Regions from separate parts of the Homo sapiens genome. Here region 1 is linked to region 2. A link is a loop called in an ENCODE intact Hi-C map of the cell type or tissue named here. Cell type or tissue: K562. All regions are shown on one strand. Each heading gives the region's core, and the rest is flanking DNA. Links, peaks and the distances in the headings are about the cores only.

The links. Hi-C counts contacts between places; a loop is a spot of excess contacts. Peaks named below come from ENCODE experiments on the same cell type or tissue, not always from the same donor. Only the 100,000 strongest peaks of a DNase experiment are listed, where the experiment ranks them.
Region 1: it touches region 2 in a loop (3-fold over the local background); 2 of 110 quality-filtered maps call a loop at or near these places.

The regions. Positions count from the first base shown.
Region 1 is chr4:80,002,025-80,012,430 of GRCh38, reverse strand. ANTXR2 (ANTXR cell adhesion molecule 2) reads left to right here. Exons shown (of 17, transcript NM_058172.6): 12 at 3,815-3,910. Among named protein-coding and RNA genes, the nearest start is that of ANTXR2, 66 kb to the left of the region's middle. In K562, for the core only: no CTCF peak of the experiment used is centred there; DNase peaks (open chromatin) are centred at 5,320 and 6,370.
Region 2 is chr4:80,120,049-80,130,454 of GRCh38, reverse strand. No RefSeq gene overlaps it. Among named protein-coding and RNA genes, the nearest start is that of ANTXR2, 52 kb to the right of the region's middle. RefSeq lists a cis regulatory region at 2,853-2,990. In K562, for the core only: a CTCF peak has its summit at 4,867 (motif pointing left); DNase peaks (open chromatin) are centred at 2,924 and 5,024; H3K4me3 peaks cover 3,461 bases.

The sequences.
Region 1 (10,406 bases), core at 1,349-9,348, 120 kb after region 2:
GTAAAACTATGTACACTGACATTGGAATTTCTTGTAACATATTCTTCTTTTGATTTTTTCAGCTTTATGTAATACTGTAAAAAAAAAAAAGGTATTAGCTTGCTGGGGTCTTACCAAATAGATTGGCTGGATTTGACTCTTGTACCATAGTTTCCTAATTCCTGATATCAAATATTCCAAAAAGAATCCAGTAAATGAAATAATTATCTGTTTCATGACTCTGTTTTCTTTCCCTAACTCTAAATTCATGAAACAAAATTGTGGAGACCCATTTTCCCCGTTCTGTGTCTGTTTCATTCTAATGTGGCTGCTGTGAATTCACTATTTTCTAGATAGATTGCAGCAATAATAACTAATGCTCTTTTGAAACTTTCCAGTGATTCCTCTGTCCCATAGTTATGTTGCAAGGGCAGCAGTCACCCTGATTTGTTTTTATATCTCTATGATTCTCTTCACTAGAATTTTAGTTATATTTGGCAGAATAAAGTTTTTTATTCTATAACTTGCTTTTAGTGAAGAAAAGGAAATTAGATGCAGATGACACAGTCCCTGAATACACTAATCCCAGACATCAGCTCGGTTAACTGGATACAAATTCAGGCTTTCCCATTGTGTTTGTTTTGATAGCCAGAGCCACTATCAGAGCAAGAAAGATGTTAGTCATGAAAGAAAAACAGTTTCATTTTGCCCAAAACTTTATAAACATATTGGGGAAATGTGGAACACTACAGAATTCAGTCCCGTAATCAGATACCATGTTGCAAACTATGGACTTAAGAGTCAGATGAAGAAGAGTATGAAACTAGATTTGATTACATATAGATCTATATCACGAGCGAAACTAGAAGCTTCTCAGTTTTACATAGGCATGCCTCTCTTTAGAACTGAAAAAGTTCTAATAAATATTTATTACTCAAATGTCATTTTTCTTAAACAGGGTAGAAATGTTCTTGGCTTGCCAGGGTCTTACAAAATAGATTGGCTGGATTTGACCTTTGTGCCATAGTTTCCTAATTCCTGATATTGAATATTTCAAAAAGAATCCAGTAAATGAAATAGTCATCAGATAGATAGATGATAGACAGACAGATAGATAGATAGATAGATGATAGACAGATAGATAGATAGATAGATAGATAGATAGATAGATAGATAGATAGCAAGACCAGGTTGCATTTTCCCTGACGCTTTTCCCATCATGTTTGGCTTATATATATACTAGGTCTGTAGGTCTTTAGAAAGTGCATAATTTATTTTTAATTAATTTATTTAATTTATTTTTTTTGAGATGGAGTCTTTCTCTGTCGCCCAGGCTGGAGTGCGTGGCATGATCTTGGCTCACTGCAACCTCCGCCTCCCAGATTCACGCCATTCTCCTGCCTCAGCCTCCCGAGTAGCTGGGACTACAGGCGCCCACCACCATGCCTGGCTGATTTTTTGTATTTTTAGTAGAGATGGGGTTTCACCATGTTAGCCAGGATGGTCTCGATCTCCTGACCTTGTGATCCGCCCACCTCAACCTCCCAAAGTGCTGCGATTACAGGTGTGAGCCACTGTGCCCGGCCATTTTTAATTTTTTTAAGACAAATCTTTGCAATCAGTCGATATGATAATATTGTAATAATAAATTATATTTGTATCTGGAGATGCATAATATTTTGTCGATGCTACTAATGGAGGCTTTTTTTAAGGGAAAAATAAAAAATTTTGAGTATCTAGCAGGGCTAGCCCATCTACTTTGTGTTCTGTCAGTGCAATTTTCTGATTTTCCTGTTCTTGGCACATGCATAGAAGAAACAAACTAACCACTAAATTTTTAGCAGTTTCATGGCCTCTAGTTGCATGTCCTTATTTCTGAACATGGGTGTGAATTCTAAGAAAAGGGGAAACCAAATGTTCATAGAGCCCTTTTGAAAGCTGTATAGCACAGCCAAATGGTGTGCCATTTCTATGAGTGCTGTGGCTGGATCCTCATGTGGGAAAGGTCTGGTGAGAAATGTATTCCTTCTGTACATGGACAGTCACAGATAGGGGCTGTCTTACATAAGACCATATTTTTGAAGGTGAGATCAAGATTTATACATTTGACAATATTTCTCCCATAGGGTACCACAGTTTTCCATGCGTTTCTATGACATCCTTTTTCCGTTATATTCTTGTTTGCCTAGATTTTAGAGCTTAATGTGTTTGTGCCTGTGGACGGTAGCTGATTTATTCATGAATATTTAGAATTTTGTAAAGAAAGATGCACTTTGGAATGTTCTTTCTAAGAACAGGCTACTTAGGTATTTGCCTGAAAATTTCTATAAAGTATTAGTATTAATCTTCTTTCTCTTTTGCTCTTTTTCTTTTCTTCCCTGAATTTTTTCTCATAAAAAAAAAAACCACAAAACAAAACATTATTACTGAGGATCCTAGGGATTAGGCATTTGGGAGATACCCCTTGTTCCCTTGGAAACTGTTTGTACAGTAAAAGTTCAGTAAACATTCTTCTTTGTATCCATGTCTTTTGCTGTTTTTTTTCTTTAGAGTTCATTCTTTCAGTAAGTAGTTTTTTCTTTCTTTCTTTCTTTTTTTTTTTTTTGAGATGGAGTCTCACTCTGTCTCCCAGGCTGGAATGCAGTGGTGCAATCTCGGCTCATGGCAAACTCCACCTCCCGGGTTCAAGCAATTCTCCTGCCTCAGCCTCCTGAGTAGCTGGGATTACAGGTGCCCGCCACCACGCCCAGCTAATTTTTGTATTTTTAGTAGAGATGGGGTTTCACTATGTTGGCCAGGCTGGTCTCATACTCCTGACCTCGTGATCACCTGCCTCGGCCTCCCAAAGTGCTGGGATTACAGGCGTGAGCCATTGTGCCCGGCCTCAGTAAGTAGTTTTTAAATGCCAGACATGGAGTATACGGTGCTAAGTAGGCTAGATGTAACCCCTGACTTCCTAGAGCTCACAATAAATCATGGTAGAAAATATAAATTAAACAAATAATCACAAAATTCATAATTCGTTGCATCGTGATAAGTACTAAAGATTAAAGTATAGAGAAATATGAGTTGTTTAATCAAAGGGGCATTTTATAGTCAAAGGGTCCAAGGAAGACTTCCATGAAGTGACTTAATATGAGCCCTGTAAAATGAGTAGGTGGTTTTTATATGAAAGGGTTTAAGAACAGCGCCCAGAGTAGGTGCCTTAAGGCTGGAGGAGCTCAGTAGTTAGGAAGGGAAAGAACACCACTGTGGTTTTTGTGTAGGTCATATTTCAGCTTCAATGAGAGAACATCTGATTTATGAATGCATGAGATTGCATTCTTGCATTGATGTGTATATACCATTTCCCAACAAGAACCATTGTTGGTTTGTCATCTACTTGATAATTTTTTTTAATATTCATCTTATTATTTAACTACATGCAATAAATTGTGTTTCACCATCAAAAAGTCTGCAGGATTCTGCCTAAATTCTGCCTATGGGTAATTTGCTTTGAACCAAAATAATCCTTACATGAAAGATAGAGACCAGTCTAATCCTGATTAGTGATTTTTCCTAAATTCCTTTTAGATGTATTTGTAAAGAATCTGCAGCATTTTGGGAAAGTTTTTGTTTATTATTTCCTGTCACAACAATATAACATAAAACATAATATATATTAAATAGAAGATACATTTGTAGAATTTCAAGAAATTAAAATAATATAGTTAAAATCTAGTTTGACATTATACTTTCTGAATTATTTTCTGGTGTTTCCTTAAAATATATATACATTTGGAATTTGACCATAAGCTGTGCTGACTGCTTTGTTTTTGCTTTTTGCCTACTTTAGTCTAACGGGATCGCAGCCATCATTGTTATTTTGGTGTTACTGCTACTCCTGGGGATCGGTTTGATGTGGTGGTTTTGGCCCCTTTGCTGCAAAGTGGTGAGTAAGAAGGATTTACAACTCTACTTAAAAAAAATTAGAAAGATGTAAAGTAAGGTCTGAAATATGAATAAATGCCATGTTAATAACAGCAAAGTTTCAGTTTGCAAAATGAATTTTAATTGTCTTCACTACTATAATAAATTCTAGAAAACATGCAGGTCAGTAAATATTTATTTAAAAAATTCATCTAAAAAGCACTTTTAAATCAGGTTTGTGGGAAGAGGAGGAGAGAAAAATAGGGGAAGTAGTTGGGATAAAGGGTATTTTCATTCAAGTGCAAGAGAAATTCAAGTAAATTGAATGATGTTTTCTTTTGGGTTCATTGAGAGGAGTTGATAATTTGTCAGTTTTTTTAAGTGCTCATTTAATTATTCATTTCCTCTTTGAAGGGTCTACCATTTCATGACCTTCTCTGTTTGCTACTGAAAAATATTTGTTCGGAAATTAGTCATGCACAATTGTCAGCATATCTGTTAAACTGCTACTTTTGGAGTAATGACGAGGAGTTTCAGTTTGTGTCATTTTTTGTGTTTGTATAAAGCCTGTGAAAGAATATGGGTGTATATCAGTTATCTATTGCTGCTGTAACAAATTGCCACACATATGTTGACTAAAAGCAACACAAATTTATTATCTAACAGCTGTCTAATCACAGCTTTCACATGAGTCTCACTGGGTTTACGTGGACTAAAATGTGTTGGAAGGGATGTGTTTCTTTCTGAATGCTCTAAGGAAGAAGCCATTCCTTTGCCTTTTCCAGCTTCTAAAGGCTACTCAGATTCTTTGCCTCATACCCCCCTTTCTCTATCTGCAAAGCCAGATGTGTTGCATCTTTTCAACCATTTTTCTGTAGTCACATCTCCCTCTAACTCTGAACCCAGCTGGGAAAGGTCCTCCAGTTTTAAGGAACCATGGGATTAGATTGGACGCACTTAGCTAATCCAGGATCATCTCCCATCTCAAGATCCTGAACCTTAATCACTTCTGCAAAATCCCTTTTGCCATTAAGATAACATATTCACAGTACCAGGTAATTAAGTTATGGAGATGTTGGTGGGGGGTATCATTCTACACATTTCAAGCAATCCAATTTAGATTGTTCAGGTTTCATAGAAAAAAAATTATCTTAAGGAAGCCCTCTTCCAAATCATGCCTACTATTTATTTTGAGAATATTCCTTTTATTATAAGCACATTGTGTAGAACTTAATATTGTGTAGTTCATGGTAATGTTTTACATAATACTGCAAGACTGCCTTTTCCCGCCGCTCTCATGTTTGCTGACTGATTTCATCATCCTTGCAATTTCAGATGTGCTTTGTTTTAGCCCTGCGTTTATTATTAGTTGTACTTCAGTTTGCTTTCATGAGGCAACTTGACAATCCTTTATCTCAGAGCAGTTGGCCCATGGAGGAGGCATAGAATTAACTCAGATAACAGTAGAGACAAGACGCATCCTGTCTCTTTGCTGAACTAATCAGTTTCCTGCCATAGCAATTTATGCTCAGTTTCCTGTTGTAATCTTGATTATCTAGTTATGGCTATTTTAGGGTGGCTAGCATTCTTGAGTATCACATTAAAAAGCAAAAAGATGCCCTAATGTAATTTGTGCTCCTTGGTTTTTTAATTTAAACTTTGCAGTGGTGCATTTCCCCTCCTTTTTTTAAATTATCACTTTGCAATTTCATTTAGTATTGACCAGAGGGCTCAGAAGTGTCAAAGTGTATGATTTTTAAAAAGACATATGCAAAATGAAATGTGCTCAAATATGGGTTTTGACTGTCATTTTGGATATTAAGGAGAGGAGCCAATCATCAGGTGACTAGATCAGAGACTAGATACATGGTACTCTAAAGCCTTGGACTCTACAGATCTCAAATCATGGAGTTACTTTCTACGAGGCATAAAGGGAGCCCTTTAATGGTGGAGTATCAGGATGTCAGAAAGGCTTCCCGTCCTCAGAAACATCACAAATGCTTATTAATTTCCTGAACTTATTTAATAGAGGAAACTTCCTTTATTTTACCCTTAGAAATATAGATTAAAAAGCAATTAGCCCTTATAAGTTCATATAAGTATGAACTTATATTTATACCTACATATAAGTGAATGATAGCAAACGTTTTCTAAAGTAGATTTTAAAGCAGGAAGAAAGGAGAGGTGAAATTCTGAATTCAGCCCTTGGCTAATATTGATTATCTAGTAGGTGTCAGTACTGTGCTAGGAACTGGGGATACAAAAGTGCTTATAATATGATATGGAAATTCACATTTTAATATGGAAACATAGAAATGTGTGCAAATAAGTGTAAATGGAAGGTAACTGAAGTCCTAATAGCGGCGTGTGTAAAGAACAGTAGAAACATAAAGGAGGAAGGGTTTGCCAAGACTAAAGGGAGCATTTCAGAGAAACCTGACTGACCTGATGACTCCCAATTCAGTTCTGAGTCATGAATAAGATGTTGACAGTTCTTGAATGACATTTCAGATGAAGTGCATGTGGAATCATGAGTTATTCTGACATGTTTTCAGAAGTGCTAGGCTGAGACCTACTGTGCTAGGTGAATGATGGTTTGGATTTTGGCATGAACCCATAGGGGAGGACCTCCTATGTCTTGTAATAGAAAGTCTGATCTCTTCCCAGGGATGACGAGAAGCCACTGGAGAGATTCGATCAGTCTAATTACCTGAAAGAAACTTTGCTGGCTTCACAGTAGTGCTAAAGTCTAGTCCTGGCAAAAATTATTTAAGACTGTATCCAACTGAGTTCCATTAACAATGGAAATGGAAAGGCAGTGACAGATATTGCACCTTAAATATAGCCAGAACAAAGTACTTCTAACAAAGTATAGACAGCTGGAATCTCAAGCTGAAATTAAGTGAGCTAGAGAAAAATGAAGACATGATGTAAAAAGGAGGTAGTGTGACAATAACCTTGTGGAAAAGGATCTTGAGTTTTCAGAGGGTATTATAATACAATCGCAGGGTGTTTATCTTATTTTGTTTCTTTTAGGTTATATATTTGTGCAATGCTGAAATTAGGATGTGACCATTTAAATAATTCTTAGTAGCGTTAAATTATTGGAGATCAATATGACTTTGACTGTCATTCCTAGCAATGAACTTTTTAATAGAAAATGAAATTTATCTATTTATCAGCGTGGTGTTGTGCAAATTTCTTTTTGCTTGAATATGTTTTAAGAACTAGTGGCAAATATTTAAATCTAATCTTTCAACTGAAACATGACTAAAGAGCTTAAAATGTCTATTCTCAGGCACATTTATGGTGTGTCAGCTATCCACCTCCATGAGCATCGTATGCTCAGGAGCTCTTATCAATACAGAGAACATGGAAAGAAAACTCCCTGAATAGAAATCTCAATATCTGTCACATATTCTTCATTCAGTCATTTCATGTTTTATAAAATGCCAAAATATGAAATATTAAGTCATATTTTATAACATGATTGAATCACTTGTTATCCAGAGTTTAAAATCTCATAGACCTCTAATCAATGAGTCAGTGATGACAATGTTACTTATATTTTAGACAGAGATTCTCAGGTTTTTTTTTTCTTTTTTCTGCCTCAACAGCAAGTCTTTCAGAACAGTGGCTGTCAGGTTTCCAATGGTGGTAATTCTCCTGGAGAGGAAGTGGGTTTGGGTAGACTGAGGCAGCTCCAGAGGTCATGCAGTTTGAAAAAGCCTCCTTCAATAAAGTGAATAAAGATCCCTAAAGACATGCAGGTCTCAATCCCTGGAACCTTGTAATGTTACCTGATATAGCAAAAGGGACTTTACAGATGTGATTAAATTAAAAATCTTGACATTATTCAGGATGATCTAGATGGGTCATAAATGCAGTCCAAGCCTTATAAAAGGGAGACAGAGGGAGATTAGACTATAGATGGAAAGAAGGCAGTGTAACCATAGATGCAGAAATTGGAGTGATGCAGCCACAAGCCAAGGAATGCTGGCAGCCACTAGAAGCTGGAAGAGGCAAGAAACAAATCCATCCCTAGAGCCTACAGGAAGAACCAGCTTGGCCAACACCTGATTTTTAACCCTGTAAGACTCACTTCAGACTCCAGACTTCCAGAAGTATAAAAAAAAAGTTTCTGTGGTTTTAAGACACTAAGTGTATGATAATTTGTTATAGCAGCAAGAAGAAACCTATATTATCTCCTGAATTTTCTGATATTCCCCAGAGTTGGGGAATTTTTATGTTTTCAGACAAACTCATTACAAAAAAGAAAAGAAAACAAAAACCCTGAACTTTTTATTTTTTTATTTTATTTTTTTTCATAATTTTTTTATTTCAAAAATGTTATATAAATGGAATCATACAGCATGTAATATTTTGAGACTGGCTTTTTTTCATTCAGCATAATTCCCGAGATCCACCCAAGCTTCTGTGTGTAGTCGTAGTCCACTCTGTTTTTACTGCTGCATAGTAATTAATGGTGTAGATGTACCACAGTCTGTTGAATTATTCACCTGTTGAAAAACATTTAGGTTGTTTATAGGTTTTCCCTATTATGAATAAAGCTACTATGAACATTTATGTACAGGTTTTTACATAAACTTAAGTTTTCATTTTTCTAGGTAAATGCCATCTGTGACTCCTGAGTTATAAAGTAGTTGTATATCTAGTTTTATGGGAAACTGCCAAACTGTTACCCAGAGTGGTGGTACCATCTCACATGCCCACTAACAATGAATGAGTGATTCAGTTGCTCCTTCAGATTTTCAGCATTTGGTGTTTTCTCTATTTTTATTATTGCCATTCTAATAGGTATGTAATGATATCTCATCGTGGTTTTAATTTGAGTTTCTATAACAGCTAGTGAGGAACATGTTTTCGTGTGCTTATCTGCCATTATTTGCTTATATCTTTGGTGAAATGGCTCTAAATGTATTTTGTCCATTTTCTTTTTATTTTATTTTATTTTATTATTATTATACTTTAAGTTTTAGGGTACATGTGCACAATGTGCAGGTTAGTTACATATGTATACATGTGCCATGCTGGTGTGCTGCACCCATTAACTTGTCATTTAGCATTAGGTATATCTCCTAAAGCTATCCTTCCCCCCTCCCCCCACCCCACAACAGTCCCCAGAGTGTGATGTTCCCCTTCCTGTGTCCATGTGTTCTCATTGTTCAATTCCCACCTATGAGTGAGAATATGCGGTGTTTGGTTTTTTGTTCTTGCGATAGTTTACTGAGAATGCTGATTTCCAATTTCATCCATGTCCCTACAAAGGACATGAACTCATCATTTTTTATGGCTGCATAGTATTCCATGGTGTATATGTGCCACATTTTCTTAATCCAATCTATCATTCATGGACATTTGCGTTGGTTCCAAGTCTTTGCTATTGTGTGTAGTGCCGCAATAAACATACGTGTGCATATGTCTTTATAGCAGCCTGATTTATAGTCCTTTGGGTATATACCCAGTAATGGGATGGCTGGGTCAAATGGTATTTCTAGTTCTAGATCCCTGAGGAATGGCCACACTGACTTTCACAATGGTTAAACTAGTTTACAGTCCCACCAACAGTGTAAAAGTGTTCCTATTTCTCCACATCCTCTCCAGCACCTGTTGTTTCCTGACTTTTTAATGATTGCCATTCTAACTGGTGTGAGATGGTATCTCATTGTGGTTTTGATTTGCATTTCTCTGATGGCCAGTGATGGTGAGCATTTTTTCATGTGTTTTTTGGCTGCATAAATGTCTTCTTTTGAGAAGTGTCTGTTCATGTCCTTCACCCACTTTTTGATAGGGTTGTTGGTTTTTTTCTTGTAAATTTTTTTGAGTTCATTGTAGATTCTGGATATGAGCCCTTTGTCAGATGAGTAGGTTGCAAAAATTTTCTCCCATTTTGTAGGTTGCCTGTTGACTCTGATGGTAGTTTCTTTTGCTGTGCAGAAGCTCTTTAGTTTAATTAGATCCCGTTTGTCAATTTTGGCTTTTGTTGCCATTGCTTTTGGTGTTTTAGACATGAAGTCCTTGCCCATGCCTATGTCCTGAATGGTAATGCCTAGGTTTTCTTCTAGGGTTTTTATGGTTTTAGGTCTAACGTTTAAGTCTTTATTTCATCTTGAATTAATTTTTGTATAAGGTGTAAGGAAGGGATCCAGTTTCAGCTTTCTACACATGGCTAGCCAGTTTTCCCAGCACCATTTATTAAATAAGGAATCCTTTCCCCATTGCTTGTTTTTGTCAGGTTCGTCAAAGATCGGTTAGTTGTAGATATGCGGCATTATTTCTGAGGGCTCTGTTCTGTTCCGTTTATCTATACCTCTGTTTTGGTACCAGTACCATGCTGTTTTGGTTACTGTACCCTTGTAGTATAGTTTGAAGTCAGGTAGCGTGATGCCTCCAGCTTTGTTCTTTTGGCTTAGGATTGACTTGGTGATGCGGGCTCTTTTTTGGTTCCATACGAACTTTAAAGTAGTTTTTTCCAATTCTGTGAAGAAAGTCATTGG
Region 2 (10,406 bases), core at 1,576-9,575:
GGATCAGGGTCTTTTTTGGTCACTTAAAGGAGATGAAAGTCTGATCAGCTGGTGGCAAAAGAAAAATCTGAGAAGGCCCTACTAGGGCTTTAATGGGTGCCAGAAAAGTTCCTGCTTACTTCCATTGTGTGTAGTGTAAACCTCATAGGGAGGACAAAAGAAAGCCTGGCTAAGTGTATGGGGATCCATAGCAGATGGAGCTTCAGAGGGTGCAGCTCCCAAACTGCAAAGTAAAAGACGTCCCAAGTCCAATATCATGCCTGAGTGACAATGGACCATTACTGAAGGAGGTGTCTGATCATAGGTCCAAAGACAACCTCTCAGAGCCCCCAGGTACTCTAGAAGCAAGGGCTAAATGTAGGCTGGTGTATGACAGGATACACTGTCCAAGCCAGGGCAAGCATCAAGGGACAGAATGGTACCCAAAGCCTGAATGAACAAAACACTCAACTTTGGCCAGTGTGGATGGAGGATGATGTCATACCTTATAGACATTCCAGTTCTGATCCTGGAGACAAAAAGTAAGACTCCTAGAATTTAGATTATCCTTAAGGGGAGGAGAAAGAGGAAAAACATGAAACAGAGTTTTAAACCAAAACAGATTCAGATATATCTGAAAGGGACTGAGCCACCTTGAATTAGCAAAGTTAACTTTTCAATTAGAACAAACTTGAGAAATAAGTAAATAATTTATAGAAAAACAATAAAAAGTGCATTTTAGAAAATCTTACTTTCGTTGCCTGAGCTTCACACTTCTTCTAGGGAGAGAAGAAAAAAAAAACGTTAACACAGTTACTAGGCTTGAAAAAGGCTATCTTGCTATAAACATTCTTTCCTCAAGATTTTAGACGTTTTGTTCATAGGTCAGGAAATTTAGCCCTAAGATATTTCAAGAGGTTAATCTTAGAGAATAAGTCTTCTCAAGATCATTGAGAAGATTATAAGAGGTTATATGTGTGAAAAGTTAGTGGAAAGTACTACGTGTAAAACACCATTGTTTTCATTTTTTAATTGGCAAAGGCATGATTAGTGGCAAAAACAGGGTCTGTAAACTGTATTTCATTTCTTTTACTATAATATCATAAACATTGTCTTCCATTTCCTCGAGACCAATTTTCCTTTTCTGCTCCAACTACTATAAAATGATAGTATCAGATAACAGTGAAAAGGAAATAACTCAGGTTCATCAGTCTTCAGTTCACACAAAACAAGGCAATATTAGGTGTCTGAGTAGTTGTTAATAGCAGCTTGACTATGTGAGTGTCACTGGGCTGTGAATATTTTCTGAAGTTCATCATGTTGGCAGTTTAATGTGAGATATTTTATAGGGGAGGGGTGGGTAGGAGAATATGCAGAAGATCTAGCTCCTATTTCCTGTTGATTGTAATCACATTTGTCACTCACCTGCTTGAACTGCTAAAACCCTTTAGGAGCCTGATTGAAGAAGCCTCCTGTTAAGTGGAAAAAAGTCTCTCCTGCTTCTTAGCAAATCACAGTAAACATGTCAACACATTATGGGATGCAGTAAACTTTTGAATATATGAACATCTGATGAGAAGATCTTTTTGATCAGAGCTTTAATGTTGGTTCAATAGGCAGGACTAGTTATCCGTTTTGTTTACTTTCAGGTATCTGAGGCAGTTATACACACATGCTGGGATTTGGGGTCAGTTCCCTGCGAAATGTATGGAAACACATTTAACACATAGACTTTTGAGTCTTCTCTCCCCGCTGACCCTAGTATTTTAAAACAGGATGTCCTGGCTCTAGGAAAGTGCCTCGATATTCTAAAATAGATACATTAAATACAGTACAAAAATGCAGTTGAATTTTTCTTCTGGATGTTTGTAGCACATTTGTGCAAATTGTAAATAATTTGTTTTGCTGAATTTTCTTTAGCACATTCTTAGTGAGATAGTAATATTTAATATCACTGACAAATATATTGGGCATCTCTAGTAAAAGTTTTTCTAATTATTTGGAAATGTAGACATTCAGAAGTTGTCATAGCTATAAATACTGATAATTTAAGAAAACAATAATTGCTCTGATGACCTTAGTTATAAGAATAAATATTCCTACTAATAATAACCACTGCTACATTTATTGAGCACTTGTTATGTTCTAGACATTGTTCACAACATTTTCCATGCATTAGCTCATTAATCACAACAACCCTGAGGTAGGTACTACTATTATTCCCATTTTAAAGATAGGAAAACTGAGGTACTGAAACGTTAACTACCTTGCTCTGGGTTACATGGCTAGTGAGTATTAAAGCTGTAATGTGAACAGTTACTCTAACTCTAAAACCAGTACTCTTAATCACCAGGCTAATTATATTCTACTTTCTTCAGTTTTTATTTTTCATTTTCTGTTTTTTTCATCAGTCTCTCCAAATTCTCTTTCTTGCTCATCCTCTCTCTTTACCTGTACTATCACCATCCCCATTCATTTTGCGGGTATCCGTTGCTGTTCATCCTCCCCTTCTCATCCTCTCTTTCTTTCTCATCACACTACCTCTTCTGTCTAGAATTTCATCTTCCAAAGTCTTCTTCATGTAAAAAATATTTCACTAAACAAATACAAGTGTTTGTACCTGAGGTTTTAATTGGAGGCTTTGAAGAAAATAACAGGTTAGAATTGAGAGATTGTAGGTTCTAACATTAAGAGAAATGAGGGAGGAGACATTTTACCAACATTTGAGTTGAAGCTTCATCCAAAGGTATTTAAGGCATTGAGTTTCAATGGATATCCAATGTTCTGGCCCCTAATGTCTTTTCTCTTCACTGTTTGATTTCTCCAGGAGAATTAGGTGGCTGGTGTGGGGTGGGGGTAGGGGCAGGTAAGGAGAAGCAAAAATAAATACATAACAAGGCAGGATACAGAGGTGATTCACTAACTGTCAGGAAGTTTAAAGTGTGAACAAGACTGCCAGTAGGAAGTGAGTCACTAACAGGCAACCCAGGGGAAATCTCCCAAGAGAGAAGAGAAAAGTTAGTTGAAAGAGAGTTGACTGTTGGGAAAGTTATTAAAGTAAGGTCTTCAGTAGACACAGTAACTTGGAGGTTTGATGTATAACAGGGAGAGGCTATCTGATCCCTGATAGCTCCCTTGTTCATGCCGGAGTTTTTTTTTTTTTTTTTTTTTTTTTTTTTTTTTTTTTTAGTATTTATTTATTTATTATTTTTAGTAATTCTTTTCCTTCTTTTAAAATAAAAATAAGCTGTAAGAAATAAAGTTAATATTTATCCAGAAGTCTTATGCACTAGGTACTTTATATAAATCATTTTATCTTAAAAATAACTCTGTGAAGCAGACACAAATATTATCTGTATTTTCCAGATAGGAAAACTGAGAAGTTAAGTATCTTGCCCAAGAATACACAGGAAAGGATGTGGCAGATACAATATTAAACAAGACATCAGGCTCCAGAGTCTACCAGACCAACCACTTTGCAATATTGCCTCTCATTATTAATAAATGACTAATTTCTTAGTGAAGGCATGAGTAGATAAGGCTCTTTTTTCTCCTCATTTATAGAAAAACTCAGAGAAAGAATGAGACAGAGCGACTAGAAAGGAGGAGGAAGGAAGGTGAGAGAGAGTGACAATTGAACAAAAGAAAAGAGTGATGACACAAAAAATAACAATAGTCAATAACATTTTTATGTGTTTCTTCTGTTTCTGTGCCAGAAACTTTGTTAGGCAACTTGTATACATTACTTTATTAATCACTCCAAGCACTTCATATGTGGATGCTTTTATTTTACCTCCTTATATTTATGAAGATGTTGGCATGGAAAGTTAAGCAAATTGCCCAACATTATGTAGCTAATATATGACAGAGCTGGGCTTTGAACCCAGGCCCGGGGATCCTTTTCCTCAACCACATTACTGAGCAGACTGAAAAGAAACTCCTAATGATGACTGGGGTGAGGCTAGTCCTCTGTAAAGTTACCAAATTGATCATTGTTGGGGTCTTCAATTTTTTGTCCCCGTTTAATAATTATAGTCTAGATGATCTGAACCCCTCCTCCCTAAATTGTTATTGAGAACCACATGGTCAAGCTTAGATTAGGAGACAGTATGGAGAGCAGCTGTTAAAATTCCAGCAGTGGGGTCTTCAATTTTGTAATATTTGATAGCCTTAATGGCTGTTCTCCCCTCCTTTCTGCCCCATGAGTGGGTAGCAGAAATTCCTGAATGAGAACTGCAAGCTAAGAGTCAGGAGGACTGCTCAGCTGGAGGGTGGGCAATAAAACCCAGTATAACACAGCATGAAAATAGTTTTTGGGGAAAAGAGATGTTGGAAATATACAAGCTTCAAAGCCTAGAGAGAAGAAAATTCAGATTTTTTGGGGGGCAGGAAACAGTAGCTGATAGTAGATGTGGTTATGATGTCACCAGGACTTCACCCAAATTAGCTCTTCATGACTTTACCTAGTGCCGCAGATGAAAGGAAATTAGATTCTCAAAGACTCAGGAGGATTAGAAGCTGAAGGCACTATTTTATTCTAAGCTGGAGATAGAAACAAGATAGGTCAGACCACAAGGGTCTGAAACCAGACTTCACAGGCTAGACTAAGGCCTGTTAGTTGAAAAAGCAATACCCCTGGCAGGGAAAAGCAGAATTTTCCGAATCTTGTAGAGGCTTGGGTCATATGCAGTGGTTTGCATCTGTTGACCACTCAGGATCCCGGTTACAAATACCTTCAAGGCAAATTATCCTCAGATGTCAGCAACATTTATTCATTTGTTCATCAAACATTCATGTTCTTGTAACGTGCCAGCCATGGTGCTAGGTGCTGGGTATATAGTAGAAAATGAAATAAATGTAACCTCTGCTCTCATGAAGTTTGCCATCTGGTGGAGAAGCCAGCAATTGAACAGATAAATACACAAAAACAAGTTTCAAGTTATAGAGAAATGAAGGAAAAGTGAAAAGTGCTTTGAGGAGAAGAAAGGCAGGGACATTGTACTGGACACAGAGATGAGCTATGCAGATCTTCCTTCAAGAAAAGACTTTCTGAGAATTTTTGCCTCTATGGTTATCAGTGACAGTGACCTGTAAGTTTCTTTTTCTGTTGAGTCATTATCTGGCTTTGTTATCAGGGTAATGCTAGCTACATAGAATGAATTTATGAAAGTATTCCCTCCTCTTTAATTTTTTTGAGAGTTTGATTCATTATTCAAATGTTTGGTAGAGTTCAGCAGTAAGCCATCAGGTCCTCAGCTTTTCTTGGATGGGAGACTTATGGCTTTTATTCTACTACTCATTGCTGGCTTGTTGAGGTTTTCTCTTGCTTCATATTTCAATCTTGGTAGGTTTTATGTGTTTAGGAATTTATCCATTTCTTCTAGGTTTTCCAATTTGTTGGCATATAGTTAGTTGCTCACACTAGTCTTGAATTATTCTTTGTATGTCTGAGGTCTCAGTTGTTATCTCTCCTTTTTTGTTTGTGTTTTTATATATTTATTTGGATCTTCTCTCTTTTTCTTTGTGTAACTAAACATTTGTTGAATTTTTAATCTTTACAAAAAAACAACATTTTGTTTTGTTGATATTCTGTATTTTTTTTGTCTCAGTTTTACTTATTTCTACTCTGGTCCTCATTATTTCTTTCTTTCTACTAATTTTGGGTTTGGTTTGTTCTTGCTTTTCTAGTTCCTTGAGATGTGTTTTTAGGTTGTTTATTTCTCCTTTTATGATATAGGTGTTTATTGCTTTAAACTTCTCTCTTAATACTGCTTTTGCTGTGCCTCATAGATTTTGATATGTTGTATTTTCATTTTCATTTGTTTCATTCTTAATTTCTTCATTGATCCATTGATCAATGCAGAGCATGTTGTTTAATTTGTACATGTTTGTGCATTTTCCAAGGTTTCTCTTGTTATTAATTTCTAGTTTTATTCTATTGTGGTAGTAAAGATGCTTGATATGATTTCTATTATTTTGAATTTGTTCAGACTTGTCTTGTGGCTTAAGATATAGTCTACTGTGAAGAATGTTCCATGCACTAGTGGAAAGAATGTATTTTTTTCAGCAGTTGAGCAAAATATTATGTAAATATCACTTGGGTCTATTAGACCTATTGTGCAGTATAGTTCCACTGGTTCTTCGTTGATTTTCTGTCTGGATGATGTTCCCATTACTGACAGTGTGGTGTAAAAGTCCCTTACTATTTTTGTATTGCATTCTATCTTTCCCTTTAGATCTTTTAATACTTGCTGTATATACCTGGGAGCTCTGGTGTTGGGTGAATATATACTTATAATTGTTATAATTTCTCTTGCTGAATTGACCCCTTTATCATTATACAGTGACTTTCTTGTCTCTTTTTACATTCTTAGATTTGTAGTCTGTTTTATCTGATATAAACATAGCTATTCTTGATCGTTTTTGGTTTTCACTTGCATGGAATATATTTTCCTACCCCCTCACTTTCAATCTATGTGCATTTTTGTAGGTAAAGTGGGTTTCTTGAAGGCAGCATATAGTTGGGTCTTGATTTTTTTATATTCAGCCAATCTATGCATTTTACATGGAGATTTCAGACCATTTACATTCTATGTTATTGTTGATGAGTAAGGACTTACTATGGCCACTTTATTGCCTATTTTCTGGTTGTTTTCAGACTTTTCAGTCTTACTATATTGCTTTGTGTTGAAGTGGTTTATCTGGTAAGATGTTTTAATTTGTTGCTTATTTTTAATGTATCTATTACAAGTTTTTGTGCTGTGGTTATCATGAGGCTTATGAAAAACATCTTAAAGATATAGCAAGTTATTTTAAAGAGATATTTTGATCACAAATAAAGTAATAGAAACAAACAAAAGCACACACACACACACACACAAATACTAGCAAACTGAATTCAACAATGTATTAAAGGCTGGGTGCTGTGGCTCACGCCTGTAATCCCAGCACTTTGGGAGTCTGCGGCAGGTGGATCACAAGGTCAGGAGATTGAGACCATCCTAGCTAACATGGTGAAACCCCATCTCTACTAAAAATACAAAAAAGTAGCCAGGCATGGTGGCAGGCGCCTGTAATCCCAGATACTCAGGAGGCTGAGGCAGGAGAATGGTGTGAACCCAGGAGGCCGAGCTTGCAGCGAGCCAAGATTGCGCCACTGCACTCCAGCCTGGGCGACAGAGCAAGACTCCATCTCAAAAAAACAAAACAAAACAATGTATTAAAAAGGTTCTTTGCCATAATCAAGTTGGATTCATTCCTGGGATGCAAGAATAGGTCAACATATGCAAATCAATAAACACGATATATCACATTAAGAGAATCAATAACAAAAGCCATACAATTATTTCAATAAATGCCAAAAAAGCATTTGATAAAATTCAACATATCTTCATGGCAAAAAACCTCATCAGAATGGGAATAAAAGGAACATACCTCAAAATAATACAGGCCATATATGACCAGCCCACAGCTAACATTGTACTAAATGGGAAAGAGTTTAAGGCTTTCTACTAAAATCTGGAACAAGCTCAGGATGCCTACTTACACCACTTTTACTCAACACAGTACTGAAAGTTCTGGCAAGAGCAGTTAGGCAAAAGAAAGAAATAAAGGGCATCCAAATTGCAAAATAGTAAGTAAAATTAGCCTTGTTTCTATAACATGATTTTATATCTGGAAAAAACTAAAGACTTTATCAAAAAACTGTCATAACTTGTTAATAAATTCAGTAGTTTCTGGGTACAAAATCAGCACACAAAAATCAATAGCATTTATATATACCAACTAAGATACTTCATATAATTTCTATTTCAATTATCTATTTCTATTTCAAAAAAATCTGAAAAATTAATCAAGAAAGCAATTCCACTTACAATAGCTACAAATAATATAACAGACATTGAACTCAATCTAACCAAAGAATTAAAAGAGCTAAACAAGGAAAGCTATAAAACACTGATGAAAGAAATTGAAGAAGACACAGAAAAATGAAAAAATGTTCCATGTGCATGGGTTGGAAGAATTAATATTGTTAAGATGGCAGGAAAACACAAAGCAATCCCTATCAAAATACCAATGACATTCTTCACAGAAATAGAAAAAAAATCCTATAATTTATTTATTGGTTTATTTGATTTCCAAATTTTAAGTACGGGGTACATGTGCAAGATGTGCAGGTTTGTTACATAGGTAAATGTGCACCTTGGTGGTTTGCCGCACAGATCATCCCATCTCCTAGGTATCAAGCCCAGCATCCATTAGCTATTCTTGATGTCCTCCTTCCTCCCACACCCCACCCTCTGACAGGCCCCAGCGTGTGTTGTTCTTCTGCATGTGTCCATGTGTTCTCATCATTCAGCTCCCACTTATAAGTGATAACGTGGTATTTGGTTTTCTGTTTCTGTGTTAGCTTGCTGAGGGTAATAGCTTCCAGCTCCATCCATGTCCCTGCAAGAACACTATCTAGTTCCTTTTAATGGCTGCATAGTATTCCATGGTATATATGTACCACATTTGCTTTATCCAGTCTATCACTGATGGGCATTCAGGTTGATTCCATGTCTTTGCTATTGTGAATAATGCTGCAAGGAACATACGTGCTCATGTATCTTTGTAACACAATGATTTATATTCCTTTAGGTATATACCCAGTAATGGGATTGCTGGGTTAAATGGTTTTTCTGCCTCTAGGTCTTTGAGGAATCACCACACTGTTTTCCACAATGGCTGAACTAATTTACATGCCCATCAACAGTGTAAAAGCATTCCTTTTTCTCCGCAACCTCACCAGTATCTGTTGTTTTTGATTTTTCAGTAATAGCCATTCTGACTGCCGTGAGATGGTATTTCACTGTGGTTTTGATTTGCATTTCTCTGATGTTTAGCTTTTAAAATATGTTTGTTGGCTGCATGTATGTCTTTGTTTGTTTGTTTGTTTGTTTTTGAGATGGAATCTCGCTCTGTTGCCCAGGCTGGAGTACAGTGGCATGATCTCGGCTCACTGCAACCTCCTTCTCCCAGGTTCAAGTGATTCTCCTGTCTCAACCTCATGAGTAGCTGGGGTTACAGGCACCTGCCACCATGCCTGGCTAATTTTGTATTTTTAGTAGAGATGGGGTTTCACCATGTTGGCCAGGCTTGTCTTGAACTCCTGACCTCAAGCGATCCACTCACCTTTTTTTTTTTTTTTTTTTTTAGACGGAGTCTTACTGTGTGACCAGGCTGGAGTGCAGTGGCACGATCTTGGCTCACTGCAACCGCAACCTCTGCCTCCTGGGTTCAAGCGCTTCTCCTGCCTCAGCCTCCCGAGTAGCAGCTGGGACTACAGGTGTGTGACACTATGCCCAGCTAGTTTTTTGTATTTTTCGTACCAATGGGGTTTCACCATATTGGCCAGGATGGTCTGGATCTCGATCTCTTGACCTCGTGATCCACCCGCCCCTTCCTCCCAAAGTGCTGGGATTACAGGTGTGAGCCACCATGCCCAGCTGATCTGCTCACCTTGACCTCCCAAAGTGCTGGGATTATAGGCATGAGCCACCACACCCGGACTTTACCCACTTTTTTATGGGGTTGTTTGTTATTTTCTTGTAAATTTGTTTAAGTTCCTTGTAGACTCTGGATATTAGTCCTTTGTCAAATGGATAAATTGCAAACATTTTCTCCCATTCTGTAGGTTGTCTTTTCACTCTGATGACATTTTCTTTTGCTGTGTGGAAGTTCTTTAGTTTATTTAGATTCCATTTGCCAATTTTTGCTTTTGTGGCAATTGCTTTTGGCATCTTTGTCATAAAATATTTACCCATGCCTATGTCCTGAATGGTATTGTGTAGATATTTTTCAAGAGATTTTATAGCTTTGGGTTTTACATTTAAGTCTTTAATCCATCTTGAGTTAATTTTTGTATATGGTGTAAGGAAGGGGTCCAGTTTCAATTTTCTGCACATGGCTAGCCACTTCTCCCAACACCATTTATTAAATAGGGAATCCTTTTCCCATTGCTTGCTTTTGTCAGGTTTGTCAAAGATAGGATGGTTGTAGTTGTGCGGTTTTATTTCTGAATTGTCTATTGTATTTCATTGGTGTATTTGTCTGTTTTTATACCAGTACCATGCTGTTTTGGTTACTATAGCCTTATAGTGTGAAGTGAGGTACTGTGATGCCTCCAGCTTTGTTCCTGTGATGCCTCCAGCTTTGTTCTTTTTACTTAGGATTATCTGACTGTATGAGCTCTTTTTGGGTTCCATATGTATTTTAAAATAGTTTCTTCTAATTCTGTGAAAAATGTCAGTGATAGTTTAATGGGAATAGCATTGAATCTATAAATTGCTTTGGGCAGTATGGTCGTTTTTATGATATTGATTCTTCCTATCCATGAGGATGAAATGTTTTTCCATTTGTTTGTGACCTCTCTGATCTCCTTGAGC